Regions from separate parts of the Homo sapiens genome. Here region 1 is linked to region 2. Evidence: chromatin contacts called from ENCODE Hi-C or POLR2A ChIA-PET data. All regions are on one chromosome and are shown on one strand. Each heading gives the region's core, a stretch centred on a gene start or an enhancer-like site at or near the end of the contact. The rest is flanking DNA. Distances are from core to core; before and after follow the strand shown.

Region 1 (2,871 bases), core at 203-2,702, 33 kb before region 2:
CAGCCTAGGAAACAAAAGCTCGACCCTGTCTCAAAGAAAGAAAAGAAGGCTGGGCACAGTAGCTCACACCTGTAATCCCAGTACTTTGGGAGGCTGAGGCAGGCAGATCACTTGAGCTCAGGAATTCAAGACCAGCCTGACCAACATGGTGAAACCCCGTCTCTACTAAAAATACAAAATATTAGCCGGGCATGGTGGCACACACCTGTAATCCCAGCTACTCAAGAGGCTGAGGCAGAAGAATCGCTTGAACCTGGGAGGAGGGGGTTGCAGTGAGCCGAGATTGCACCACTGCACTGCAGCCTGGGCAACAGAGCGAGACTCCGTCTCAAAAAAAAAAAAAAGAAAGAAAGAAAAGAGAAGAAAAACCACACTTATCATTATTGTCCCTCTCTTCTTCTGTGATGCTCGCTGATGTGTCCCCTGCATGTAACACAGGGGACTGCTTAGTCCTCAGCTAAGTAGAATGAACAAATGAATTCTGAGGTTTCCCGCAATCTTGCATGGTCCCCACAGAGACTGGGTGGCCTTGTCTCTTTTTTTCTCTTTTTTTTTTTTTTTTTGAGACAGAGTTTCACTCTTGACACACAGGCTGGAGTGCAATGGTGAGATCTCAGCTCACTGCAACCCCCGCCTGCCAGGCTCAAGCGATTCACCTGCCTCAGCCTCCTGAGTAGCTGCGATTATAGGCGCCCGCCACCACGCCCAGCTAATTTTTGTATTTTCAGTAGAGATAGGGTTTCACCATGTGGTCAGGTTGGTCTCGAACCCCTGACCTCAGGTGATCCACCCCGCCTTGGCCTTCCAAAGTGCCGGGATTACAGGCGTGAGCCACCGCGCCCGGCTGTCCTTGTCTCTTTTTAAGGGGAATTTCTGGGTCAGGAAAGCCACCAGCTTTTTGTAGTAATGCACCCTTTTTTCTTGAGCTAGATAGAAAGGGCACAAGGATGAAGGTTTGAGGATTGGGGCCTGAAAGCTTGAGTCTCTGGGAGCTCCACCCTCTGGGAGGGGCGAGGAGCCGGCCTCTTGGGTTACAGATGTGCCCCAGCTGGGCTCGCCCGTCCTCCCCTCTCCCCTGCGTGGATTGCTGCGGAGCCCTGCCCTGGGAGAGCTGCCGAATCAGCTTTCTCTGGCTGGAGCCAGCGCGTGGAGCCCAGCTGTCCCCTATCTCTCACACGATCCACCCTTTAGATAAACAGCCTGGCCGCCTCCACACACTGCGAGGTTCTGATGTGGTTGCGAGGGGCTCCATTAGCCAAATGCCTCTCACTCCAGCCAGGACTCTGGCGATGGGCCCTGCTTTTCCTCCAGCCTGAGTCAGGCCCGTGCTGGAGTGACAGGAGAATCTGCTTCCTGCCTGCAAAGGTGGTCCCGGAGAACTCTCTGCTGGGCGGGGCCTTCCTGCCTCACCGCCCCCGCGCCCAGCCTTCTTCCTCCCAGAGGGCGGGGCAGCAGGTTCAGGAGACAGCCCCGCTCAGCCCCGATTGTTTTATCTGTGGAAACTAGCCCTGCAAATTGGGTACTGACCAGGTTAGAGCCCGCTTTGCAGCCTGCCTGGCCCTCTAGGAGGGGTGACATTTGAACTGTCTCTCACCGCCCGCCGATCTGACGTATTGAGGGCCAAGATGCTGAACTGTGCAGCTTTGCAAGTACAAGCCCCACACAGAATGAACTCTTACTTGGTTTGCTCTGGAGTCTGAGCCCAGAGATTTGCTTTCGTTGAAAGCTGACCTGTGGGCAGAAAAGGTGTCCCTGGCAGCTGGTTAGCTGTGCTTCCGTTTTCCGCGGCCAGTGGTCCATGGGGGTGGGGGATGACTGACGGAGAGCAGCTCCGGGGCTCTGCTGGTTTATCCTGGTGGTGGGATTAGGTGACAGGTGTGGCTGGGCTCAGCACCTGAGGTCCTGCCCAGACCTGCTGAATCAGAACTTGCCAAGAGCTGCAGATGCATGTTGAAGGTTGTGAAGCCTGGCTCCTTGATGTGAAGGCTGCAGGGTATGTGTGTGTCTGTGTGTGTGTGTGTGTGTGTGTGTGTGTGTGTGTGTGTGTGTTGTTTTGACGGAGTCTCGCTCTGTTGCCCAGGCTGGAGTGCAGTGGCACGATCTTGGCTCACAGCAGCTTCCGCCTCCGAGGTTCAAGCGATTCTCCTGCCTCAGCTGGGACTACAGATGTGCACCACCATGCCCACCTAATTTTTGTACTTTTTTTTAGTAGAGATGGGGTTTCGCAGGCTGGTCTGTGAACTCCTAGCCTCAAGCAGTCCTCCTGCCTTGTCCTCCCAAAGTGCTGGGATTATAGGCGTGAGCTACTGCGCCTGGCCATGAGGCTACAGTTTAACTTATTTCTAGCACCTAAGGCAGAGCCTGACATGGAGAAGGCATACAGAAACGGTTCTTGGGGGAAAGGAATGAATGCATGAGTCCTGCCTGCCCCTGCCCACTCCCCACAGCATCACATTCCCTCTGCACTGTGAGAATCTCAGACTCTTAGGTCTGAAAGAGATGGAGGAGTCGGAGAACATATGCATGTCAGAGCTGGGGAAAAAATGTCAAGTTTTGGTAGCCTAACTCCCTTAAGCCCCAGAGAGATATAGCACCTTGGGTGAGGTCTCACCACTTGTGGTGGAATAGCGGGTCACCTTGTTTCAGGAGACAGGTGGTTGAGATAAGGACAAAGCGTTCCATACCTGGGCGCGTGTTGCTGGGCCCACCTCTCTCCTCAGACATCTCTGTACCTCTTCATCAGAAACCTATGGAGTCATTTCTCAGAGGCCCCAATGACATGTTAGTTATCCATTTATGAATTCTCATTCTTCTTATGGAAAAGATTTAAGGTACTTATAAATATGCATAGAATACAACAAGATAAAAAGT
Region 2 (2,762 bases), core at 80-2,579:
AAAAAGGAGTTGTACATGCATGCATAGACACTGTGAGTGTGAAGAGGAGAGGCTGCCAGGAATAGATCAGCCTGCTCAGACCAGAAGAGGTCCCGAGGCCAGCCCTCTCTTACGGCTCCTATAATCAGTGCCCTCTTATTACCTCTACAAATGGGTCCTAGTTCATGGAGGTAGCTACCAAACTCTTCATGGCTGGTGTGGGGACCCTGGCCAGTGGTACTGTGTCTGGTGATTCTACTTGAGGCCCCAGGCCCTGGCTCTCATGGGAGTCCATCCCATAGGTACCGCTTTCCCAAGAAGAGCCCTGGAGGCTGTGGTTGGTTTGGGGGTTTAACTGTTCTCATCTCCCTTCACATGCAGAATAAAATCCAAAGTCCTCACGGTGGCTCTCAAGGCTTGACATGATCCAAGTGCAAAGATCATGGCTCCCCCACACTCTCTAAGCTTTAAAACCCCAGGTTGAAATCCCAGCTCAGCCACTAGATAGCTGTGTGACTTTGGACAGGTCCTTCAACCTTTCTGAGCTGCCATCTCCTCTAGGACAAAATGGGCCTGGTTAAAGTACTTGCTTCAAGGTTGTTGCGAGGATGAAGGGAGGGAATTCAGTGAAAAGCTCTTAGTGTGCACCAGGTGTGTGCTGAGCGCTTAGCTACCATTAACCCTTTCCTCCTTCCTCCTCTGCCCACTAACGTCCCCACTGTCAATCAATCTTAGGGCTTCCAGAGGTAGCAGCCATAGAGCCCAGGCCTCCGATGAGCACACAGCAGTCCCAGTGGAGAAGGGACCTGTTTCAGGGTCACACAGCCAGCCTGTGGCCCAGGTAGGACTTGAACCCCAGACTCCCACCGGAGGCCCCCACTCCTTCGCTGGTCTCACCCCAGCCCAGCCCAGAGTGGCAGGAAGAAGGACCTCCAGTTACTGCTTAGACGTCGCAGCTGCACAGCTTCTTCTCCGCTTTCAGGACTGAGTTAATCCTGATGAGTTAGGTCTGTCTCATGCCCCGTGCAATCTTCCTTGCGATGCTCATCAGATTCCTAGGGCGGCATCTGGATGGCTTTGAAGACTCTGGCAGAAGCTGAGCCCTGCCGTCAACGGGCTGCACTATATTTACAAGAGGCCTTTAATGCCCTGTGGTCCCGGCTTCCTTCATGGGGATTTTCCTCCCCCTCCTTTTTCTCTCCCCCTTTTTATACGGTCACCGGTTTGGCTTTCAGAGTGTGGTTTGGATTCCTAACAGAGAAGTCAAGACCGGAGAATCCCTTCCAGGCCCTCCCTCTCTCCCTCCCTCTCTCCCCCACTGGCCAATTGTGCCAAAGCCCTGGGAAAAGAAAACGTTGCTCCTGTCAGGATTTCAGCGGGAAAGGGGGAAGCCCCATTGGGCTTCCAAAAACTCAGCTGGGAATTGGCTTGTGCAGAAATTCTCCTCTGACCTTGCAAGTGAGCAGCAGATCCAGGAGCCTGGTGGGGAGGACTGGGCAGCCCCAGGCACAGTGGCCCGGTGGCCTCACTCAGAGTGCAGACTGGAGGGCAGGGCGGGGTCCTGTGCTTGGGGCCAGCATGGGGAGGAGTCAGGAGCACCCTCTCATCTACCTCCCCACCCCAACCTATCCCTCCCTTCTCTGGATCTCCTACACCTGTGGAGGCCTCAGTGCTCCTTAACTAGTTTTTAAAATGAGTTCTTCCCAGCACTTTGGGAGGCCAAGGTGGGCGGATCATCTGAGGTCAGGAGTTCGTGACCAGCCTGACCAACATGGAGAAACCCCACTCTACTAAAAATGCAAAATCAGCCGGGTGTGGTGGCACATGCCTGTAATCCCAGCTACTCGGGAGGCTGAAGTAGGAGAATTGCTTGAACCCGGGAGGCAGAGGCTGCAGTGAGCTGAGATCATGCCATTGCACTCCAGCCTGGACAACAAAAGTGAAACTCCGTCTCGGGAAAAAAAAAAAAAGAGAGTTCTGTCTGCAACTAGGACAGGAATGATCTAAGCCTCAGCCAGAGCTTTGGCTAACCTTGAGATTGGGGGCTGGGAGAGGGACCCCATTTATCTTCCCATCTCCCTGCTTTCTTTTTTGTCCCCCAACAGGATGAGAAAGGGCGGGAGTGCATTTTTGGAGGCTGAGGCCCTGCTCCATGCAGGTTTGTGGGCCCTCCCCCACCCTCCTGTGGTCCCCCTGGGTTTCCTCTGTATCTCAGACAGTCCTTCAGGGTCCTGCTCATACGGCTGGACCGCTGGTGTCACTGGGTCTGGGCATCCCTCAGCTTCTGACAAACAACTGCCTTCATTAGAAAGGCCCAGAATTCCAGCCCCAGGGCCACCCATCTTCTTGGCAGTCCTGAGCTCAGGTCACCTCATGTTTTTATTTTTACACAGCCTCCCCCTGGCCTCACACATGTAGCCTGTGGCATGTGAGCAATCAAGCGACAGGCAACCAAAAAAGGGTAGGAGGCAAAGAGGCAAGGAATACCGAATCTGTGACATCTTCCCCCAAGGAACAGCGGCGTCGCCAGTGTCTGGATAAATCACGTTTTATCTCCTTTCGAGAGGGACGCAGGGCAGAGCCGCTTCATCTTGGTGATGTCGTCTGTCTGCACAGTGTTGTCCATCTGACAGGGAGATGGCCCGGCCCTCTGGCTTCAGAGAAAAGATGATGAAGGAGAGCTTGAGCAAGAGTCCAGGAGAGGAACAAGAATGACCCAGCAAGCACTCATTGAGCATCTGCTGAATGCAAAGCCTAGTGCTCCATGTAGTGTGGGGGCAGAC

The links. A loop is a pair of places that touch in the nucleus more often than their neighbours do. ChIA-PET counts read pairs that join two places held with the same protein, here RNA polymerase II (POLR2A). Pooled maps may share reads with other maps.
Region 1: a loop to region 2 is called in a map of IMR-90, with 5 times the contacts of the local background. The contact joins two enhancer-like sites. A Hi-C loop is called at or near these places in 12 of 168 maps with a recorded cell type or tissue (CD4-positive, alpha-beta memory T cell, Caco-2, IMR-90 and 9 more), 2 of 37 single-sample maps with no recorded cell type and 14 of 50 pooled maps. POLR2A ChIA-PET finds 5 or more read pairs at or near these places in 14 of 52 experiments (AG04450, CD4-positive, alpha-beta T cell, CD4-positive, alpha-beta memory T cell and 11 more).

The regions. Positions count from the first base shown.
Region 1 is chr10:103,770,917-103,773,787 of GRCh38, reverse strand. All of the region lies in intron 2 of SH3PXD2A (SH3 and PX domains 2A), which reads left to right. Among named protein-coding and RNA genes, the nearest start is that of SH3PXD2A-AS1, 26 kb to the right of the region's middle. RefSeq lists an enhancer at 1,476-2,446. Within about 2 kb of position 1,452, at least 33 of the 41 ENCODE cell types and tissues checked have a DNase peak (open chromatin) inside an H3K27ac peak, as active enhancers do; they include heart right ventricle, where a contact is called at or near this core.
Region 2 is chr10:103,737,983-103,740,744 of GRCh38, reverse strand. All of the region lies in intron 3 of SH3PXD2A (SH3 and PX domains 2A), which reads left to right. Among named protein-coding and RNA genes, the nearest start is that of SH3PXD2A-AS1, 7.4 kb to the left of the region's middle. Within about 2 kb of position 1,329, at least 9 of the 41 ENCODE cell types and tissues checked have a DNase peak (open chromatin) inside an H3K27ac peak, as active enhancers do; they include heart right ventricle, where a contact is called at or near this core.